Linked DNA regions of Mus musculus: region 2 is linked to region 1. The links are chromatin loops, found by intact Hi-C in ENCODE. Cell type or tissue: heart. All regions are shown on one strand. Links, peaks and the distances in the headings refer to the core of each region. The heading gives the core; the rest is flanking DNA. Region 1 holds the start of Igf2bp2 (insulin-like growth factor 2 mRNA binding protein 2). Region 2 has its middle 16 kb from the start of Gm25810.

Region 1 (2,901 bases), core at 99-2,598:
GCCGGGGGTCCCAGGCCCCCGGGAGCGTGGCCCGCCGCGTGCGTGTGCGGGATGCGAGCTGGGAGCGCGCGCGCGGGCGAGTGTCGCGCTCCGACTCCCGTCCGGGCTCCAGCGCGCTCGCGGGCCCCCCGGTCGCCTCTTTCCCGGTTCTCAGCCCGGGCCCCCACCGAGTTGAGACAGGGTACCTCGTAAAAAGGTGCTCCTGGCCGAGCAGGAGGCGGGGAGACGGGAGGCGGAAAGCCCCCAGCCCCGAGTTCTTCTCAATAAAATCGGACAAAAAATTCAGGGAAAAATAGGAGCGCTTCCGAGACCAGAGAGAGGGAACTGAGCTTCGGGAAAGGACCGAGGGAGATGTGCGGTCCGACAAGGGCCAGGTGGGGAAAAACCCCAAGACCTCGAAGGGTTCAGTAGGTGAAGTCGAGGAGATGCCGAAAGTGGGGGGCCAGAAGACAAGAGGGGGTCTCAAAAGGAGAGTGCGGCTTGGGAGACGACAGAGGGCGAGAGGTCTTTGGCACGAGGCATGGGAAGAAGGAAGGTCTGGCTAGGAGGAGAGATGCTGGATTTGGGGGGGTCCCTGGCAAAGGGGGTACTAGAAGGGTCTAGAAAAAGAAAAACGGGGGACTCTGCAAAGGTGGGGGCGGGGGAAGCTCTGGAGAGCAGCTGGGCACTCCAGGGGCGCTCCTAGGGAGCCAGCGAGCCTGGGGACCCTCGGAGGGGCACAGGGTCGCCTCGACTCTGAGGCCCAAGGGTCTGTGTTAGCCCCCGCGGTGGGGGCAGGGCAGCCGGCCATCCCGGAGCCAGCCCGCCGCGAGAGTCGCGGGGCTGGTGCGTGAAAGTGAGCGTGAGGGCTCGGGAGTCGCGGCGGGCGCGGCCCATGGGGCTCGGCCTCCCCGCTGCCGCCGTCCCGAGCCGGCGAGGCGCGGCGTGGGCTGCGCCGAGTGCTCACCCGAGAGGGTCTCGATGGCGCGGATGGCCCAGTTCTGGTCGGGGTAGTCCACGAAGGCGTAGCCGGACTTGAGTAGGACCTGTCCCGCCAGGGGCAGCTTCCTGTCCCCGAAGAGCTGCCGGAGGTCGTCGGCGGTGACGGCGGGGCTCAGGTTCCCAATGTACAGCTTGTTCATCATCCGCGTCTTCCCGAGAGCCCGCGGCTCCCCCGGCCCGGCACCCGGCGCTCCCGCCGCCTCCGCTGCCCTCCTCTCTCCTCCTGCGCCCGCCCCCGCCCCCACCCTCGCCCTCAGCCTGGCTCCCCCCACCGCGGCCGGCCCGGCCCGCCCGGGGGCAGAGGCGGAGGCGGGGACTCGGCGCGGCTGCCTCCTCCGGGCAGAGTCCCGAGCGGGCGTGCGGACAAAGCGCTTGCTCTGCCTCCCGGTGCCGGGGCGGCGGCGGCGGGCGGACGCACCCCGCGCGCCTGAGAGTTGGAGCGGCGTGTGCACCGCCGAGAGTGCGCGCCCTGCCCGTCCCGCGCCGCGCGCTCCGAGGGCTCGGCGCTCCCAGGCTGCGCGCCCGGCGGGCGGAAGCGGCGGCGGCCCCAACGGGGCCGGGAGCGGCGGAGCCAGGCGGCGCGCGGGAGGTGAGGGGCGCGGACGTGGGCGGGGTGTGTGCAAGGTGGACGCGACGTGGGCGCGGGGCCAGAGTGAGGTGCACCTTGAGGAGAGCTCTGCACGCTAGGGCTGACAACTTTCCTCGCGCGTCCCGAGCCACGCACCGATCTAGAGACTCGCTGCGAGCCAAGCTCTTGGAAGAAGGGGGCGCATGTGGTCAAAGGACGGAGGAACACACGGGTCCCCTCCCCCAGACCGTGTATTCTAGTAAAGTTACCGTGGCGCCGAGCCTCGGTTTCCCCAACCAAGAAAGGAGAGCCAGACCCGAGGCCAGGTGATGGCCGAGGTGACGATGCACAGGCTGAGGGGCGGGTTTCAGTCCCAGGCTTGGTAGGCGTTCCCTGAACTCTGGAAGGAACTGGAGAGGGAAGGAACTGGAGAAGAAAGTTGTCCTTCCACGCGGAGGACGGAAGAGGCAGGGTCCTAGTCCCTCTCCCGGGAAGGAGCCAGACAGATTGCCAAGCGGCAATCTAAGTCACATGGCTCCGTGGGAATCGTAGAAATAAAGGGCTCCAGAAAAGAACGGAGGGATTTTGAGGTGAGATGGCTTTGGACTTCTGTGTGATCCGGGAAGTGTTCCTTGGTTTTTTAGAAGGCTTACGTGTTGGGAGGTATGTCTGGGTGGAGAAGTCACCATGGGCCATAGGGTCTGTCTCCTCTATACTCAGATCCAGCAGTATGCCCCAAAGTGTGCCAACATCCCTGAGCCTAACTTTTATCCCTAGAGAAAATAAAACAACCACCCCTTGTGAGGGTGACATAAAAGGCTAGCTGAGTAATGTGTGACACACTGCACTCTGCTTCCATTTCTTTACCCAGGGAAACTTAAAAGCTGGGTGGACAGGACAGGGGGAGCGGTCCTTAATTACTTGTCTTGATAAGGAAGTGATGGATGATTCTTTCTCATCTAGATATTTACTGACATCTCAATTCTAGCTTTCATCAACTATCCACACATTTTCCTCTCTGGACTTTACTGCTTCTAGAACTGGGAATAGGGCTTTGATAGTGTTGCCCAGACTGACAGATAAACCAGGGATAGATGCTTCCTGAGTAAAATGTGGAAGAAGCTCGCCAGTGAAAACAACTTGTGAGTGCTGCACAACTCACGGCAGACTGGAAGCCGCCTTCAGATTATTTACACGGAGGCTGCTAATTAGGCCGTCATCTTTGTAAGGCTATGTTTGCCCATTCACAGTAAGTCATAGTTACAGGCTACAGAAGACAAGGAATTACCACGGGTTGGTGTTCTCCCTGGCTGAAAGGTTAGGGAGCCTTTTTGGTTGTTGCATTACATTTT
Region 2 (2,901 bases), core at 310-2,809, 77 kb after region 1:
GCCATTTTGGATCTAAGGCCCTATGTTCAGTTTGATGATTTTCTTTCTTTTTTTTTTTTTTTTTTTTTTTTTTTTTTTTTTTGGTTTTCGGAGACAGGGTTTCTCTGTGTAGCCCTGGCTGTCCTGCAACTCACTCTGTAGATCAGGCTGGCCTCGAACACAGAAATCTGCCTGCCTCTGCCTCCCAAGTGCTGGGATTAAAGGCATGTACCACCACGACCAGTTGATGATTTTCTTGTGGTTTGTATTTTATCAAACCTATCTGGTGAAATCTTTAATTCATAATTTTGTTTTTGCTTGCTAGAATCTAGAATTTCTTTTTCAGTCAGTGCTCTTAACCACTGAGCCATCTCTCTAGCCCAATTTATTATATTTTTGATCTTTCTATTCTTTCCCACTTTTCCTTTCACAATATTTGTCTTTTCCTTACAACAGCTAAATGTGACTAGAACACTCGGTTTTACGGCTGGCCTTTGATCTTACTAACCTTGAACTTTGACTCTAACCTTGAACTTCTGAACCCTTCCTCCTCCACCTTCAGAGCAGCTGGCTAGTGTGGTGCTGGGAACAAAATGGAGGACTCTGTAAACTCGGAGCACTCTACCAGCTGAGCCACATCCCAGCCCCACCATCATTTTGACGTTTCTATTGAGTGATTTTCTTCCTGGCTATAGATCACACTTCCTTCTCCTATCTGTAATTTTGAAATTACATACAGATAGTATAGGCACTACAGTGTTTGTGGTATGTGGAGGATTTTCTTTTATTGCTGTTTGTTTGCTTTTTGGTTTTCTGAGATGGGGTTTTGCTGTGTGGCCCTGGCTGTCCTGGAACTAATTTTGTAGACCAGGCTAGCTTCAAACAGAGATCTGTCTGCCTCTGCCTCCCAAGTGCTGGGACTAAAGGCTTGAGCAGCCACCACCTACCTTAGCTCTTTCTTATTTTTAAAATTTTGTGTGTATGAGTTTTGCCTGCATGCAGGTAAATGCATGACATACATACTGGTATCTAAGGAGGTAGGAACTTGGCATCTTATCTTATAGAACTAGGGTTACAGACTGAGACACGATGTGGATGCTGGGAATCAAACGAGTCCTCTACAGGCAGTGCTCTTAAGTGCCACTGGGACAATTTTCCTGCACCTTGCTTGTTTTATTCCTTAAGATTTATTTTTTATATGTATGTGCATAATATATGTGCATAGTATACGTGTGTGTACAGGTGAGTGCAGGTACTGAGGTAGGGCAAAATATCTAAAGTTACAGGTACTTCTGAGGTGCCCAAGGTGGGTGCTGGGAAACAAATGTGAGACCCCTGTAAAAGCAGCAAGCACTCTTCTACTGAGCCCTCCAGCCCTTTTTGTTTGAAATCCAATTATAATAAAATAAAACATAAATTAAAAAAAAAAATCAGCCTATTTAAGAGTCTTTGGTACAGAGACATATGAGCCAGGCTAGTGCTTAACTCCTGGGCTCAATTGATCTTTATGCCCTGGTCTCAGGTGTAGCTGGTGGTAATTTGGGGTAGACGGCACCCTGCCAGCCATCTGGTGGGCTAGATTTTGTTCTGCTAAGAAGTAAGTTTGCAGCTGGAGAGATGGCTCAGCAGTTAAAAGCAGTGACAGCTCTTCCAGAGGTCCTGAGTTTGATTCCCAGCAACCACATCACAACCATCTGTAATGGGATCTGATGCCCTCTTCTGGTGTGTCTGAAGACAGCGACAGTTACTCATACACATTATTTTAAAAAGATGTTTACATAGGAAATAGAATTGTTGAGACCTTTAAGCTAGTTGAGTGAATGTATAAAGCAGACCTTTCATCCATTACCTGCTCCATGGGCTCTAGACAGCCCAGGGTTCAGCAGAGCTCTGTATCAAAAACTCTAATAGGTTTTTTTTTTCCTTTTATTATTTAGATTAAAAACAAAAAAAAACAGACTTACCCAGGGAGGCTGCCACCCGAGAAGGGGGAATTATGGGGGAAGGGAGTTATGGTGGTGTGTGTGTGTAAAGTGAGTGAATAAATACATAAATGGACAGGCTGGAGGATGGCTCAGTAGTTAAGAGTGGTTGCTGCTCTTAGTGGCCCCAAGTTTGGTTCCCAGCACACACTGGGCAGCTCAGAACTACTAGGTTAGTGCTAGATTAGTCCTTTCCATAAAGTGAGGTTGTAGAGGCAGAGTAAAGTGTGAATGAATATCTACCAGCCCTGAATGAGACTGGGTGGTTCTTCAGCTCTTCTTTCTTGAACCAGCCTGTTGGGAGTCTCAATCTGTGTGTAGTTTACCAAAGACAAGAGGCTCCCAAGCTGATATCCTTGGCAACTCACTTCTCTTTGGTTACCTGCTCCAGAGGTTCTAGGGAGCCCAAGGACCCTGAACAGGGTCTCTCTTAAGCCTGGGAGTCAGCTGTGCTCACATGGCTCCGACTCCACAGTCCAGAAACTGGACGAGCCGAGGCTTAGGGGGCACCTTTCCTGCTTCCTTTTCTTGAGGGACGCAGTTCTGCATTACCGGTACAGTTACCTAATTTCCAGCTGGATAGTTATGAGTTTATATCAGTGTATAAATAACTTTTAGATGATGTATGGTTTGGGGATGGTGTGATAGAAATATTCTAAATTATAACATGTAGAGATGGCCATATAACTAGTCAATTTTTTTTTTCAGTGCTGGGGATTGAAACCAGGGCTTCTCTCGTGCTGGGCCACTCCGCTCGCTCAGTACACATCCAGGCTTAACTGCATTTTAGTGCCTACACTGCACCTCATTAAGCTTACAAAGAGTAAAGAAAGATATTGACATAGCAGTGTTATTAAATATTTCAGGCACACAAAAGCATACGGCACATAAACTCCTGATTACCACCCAGACTACAATACAGACACAACCAGGAGCTCCT

Evidence for each region. Hi-C counts contacts between places; a loop is a spot of excess contacts. Peaks named below come from ENCODE experiments on the same cell type or tissue, not always from the same donor. Only the 100,000 strongest peaks of a DNase experiment are listed, where the experiment ranks them.
Region 2: a loop joins it to region 1, with 2.1 times the contacts of the local background. A loop is called at or near these places in 2 of 42 quality-filtered maps.

Annotation. Positions count from the first base shown.
Region 1 is chr16:22,161,840-22,164,740 of GRCm38, forward strand. Igf2bp2 (insulin-like growth factor 2 mRNA binding protein 2) reads right to left here and starts at 1,460. Exons shown (of 16, transcript NM_183029.2): 1 at 947-1,460. The coding sequence starts at 1,124. In heart, for the core only: no CTCF peak of the experiment used is centred there; a DNase peak (open chromatin) is centred at 1,282; H3K4me3 peaks cover 2,500 bases; H3K27ac peaks cover 2,207 bases.
Region 2 is chr16:22,238,611-22,241,511 of GRCm38, forward strand. No RefSeq gene overlaps it. Among named protein-coding and RNA genes, the nearest start is that of Gm25810, 16 kb to the left of the region's middle. In heart, for the core only: a CTCF peak has its summit at 1,716 (motif pointing left); no DNase peak of the experiment used is centred there.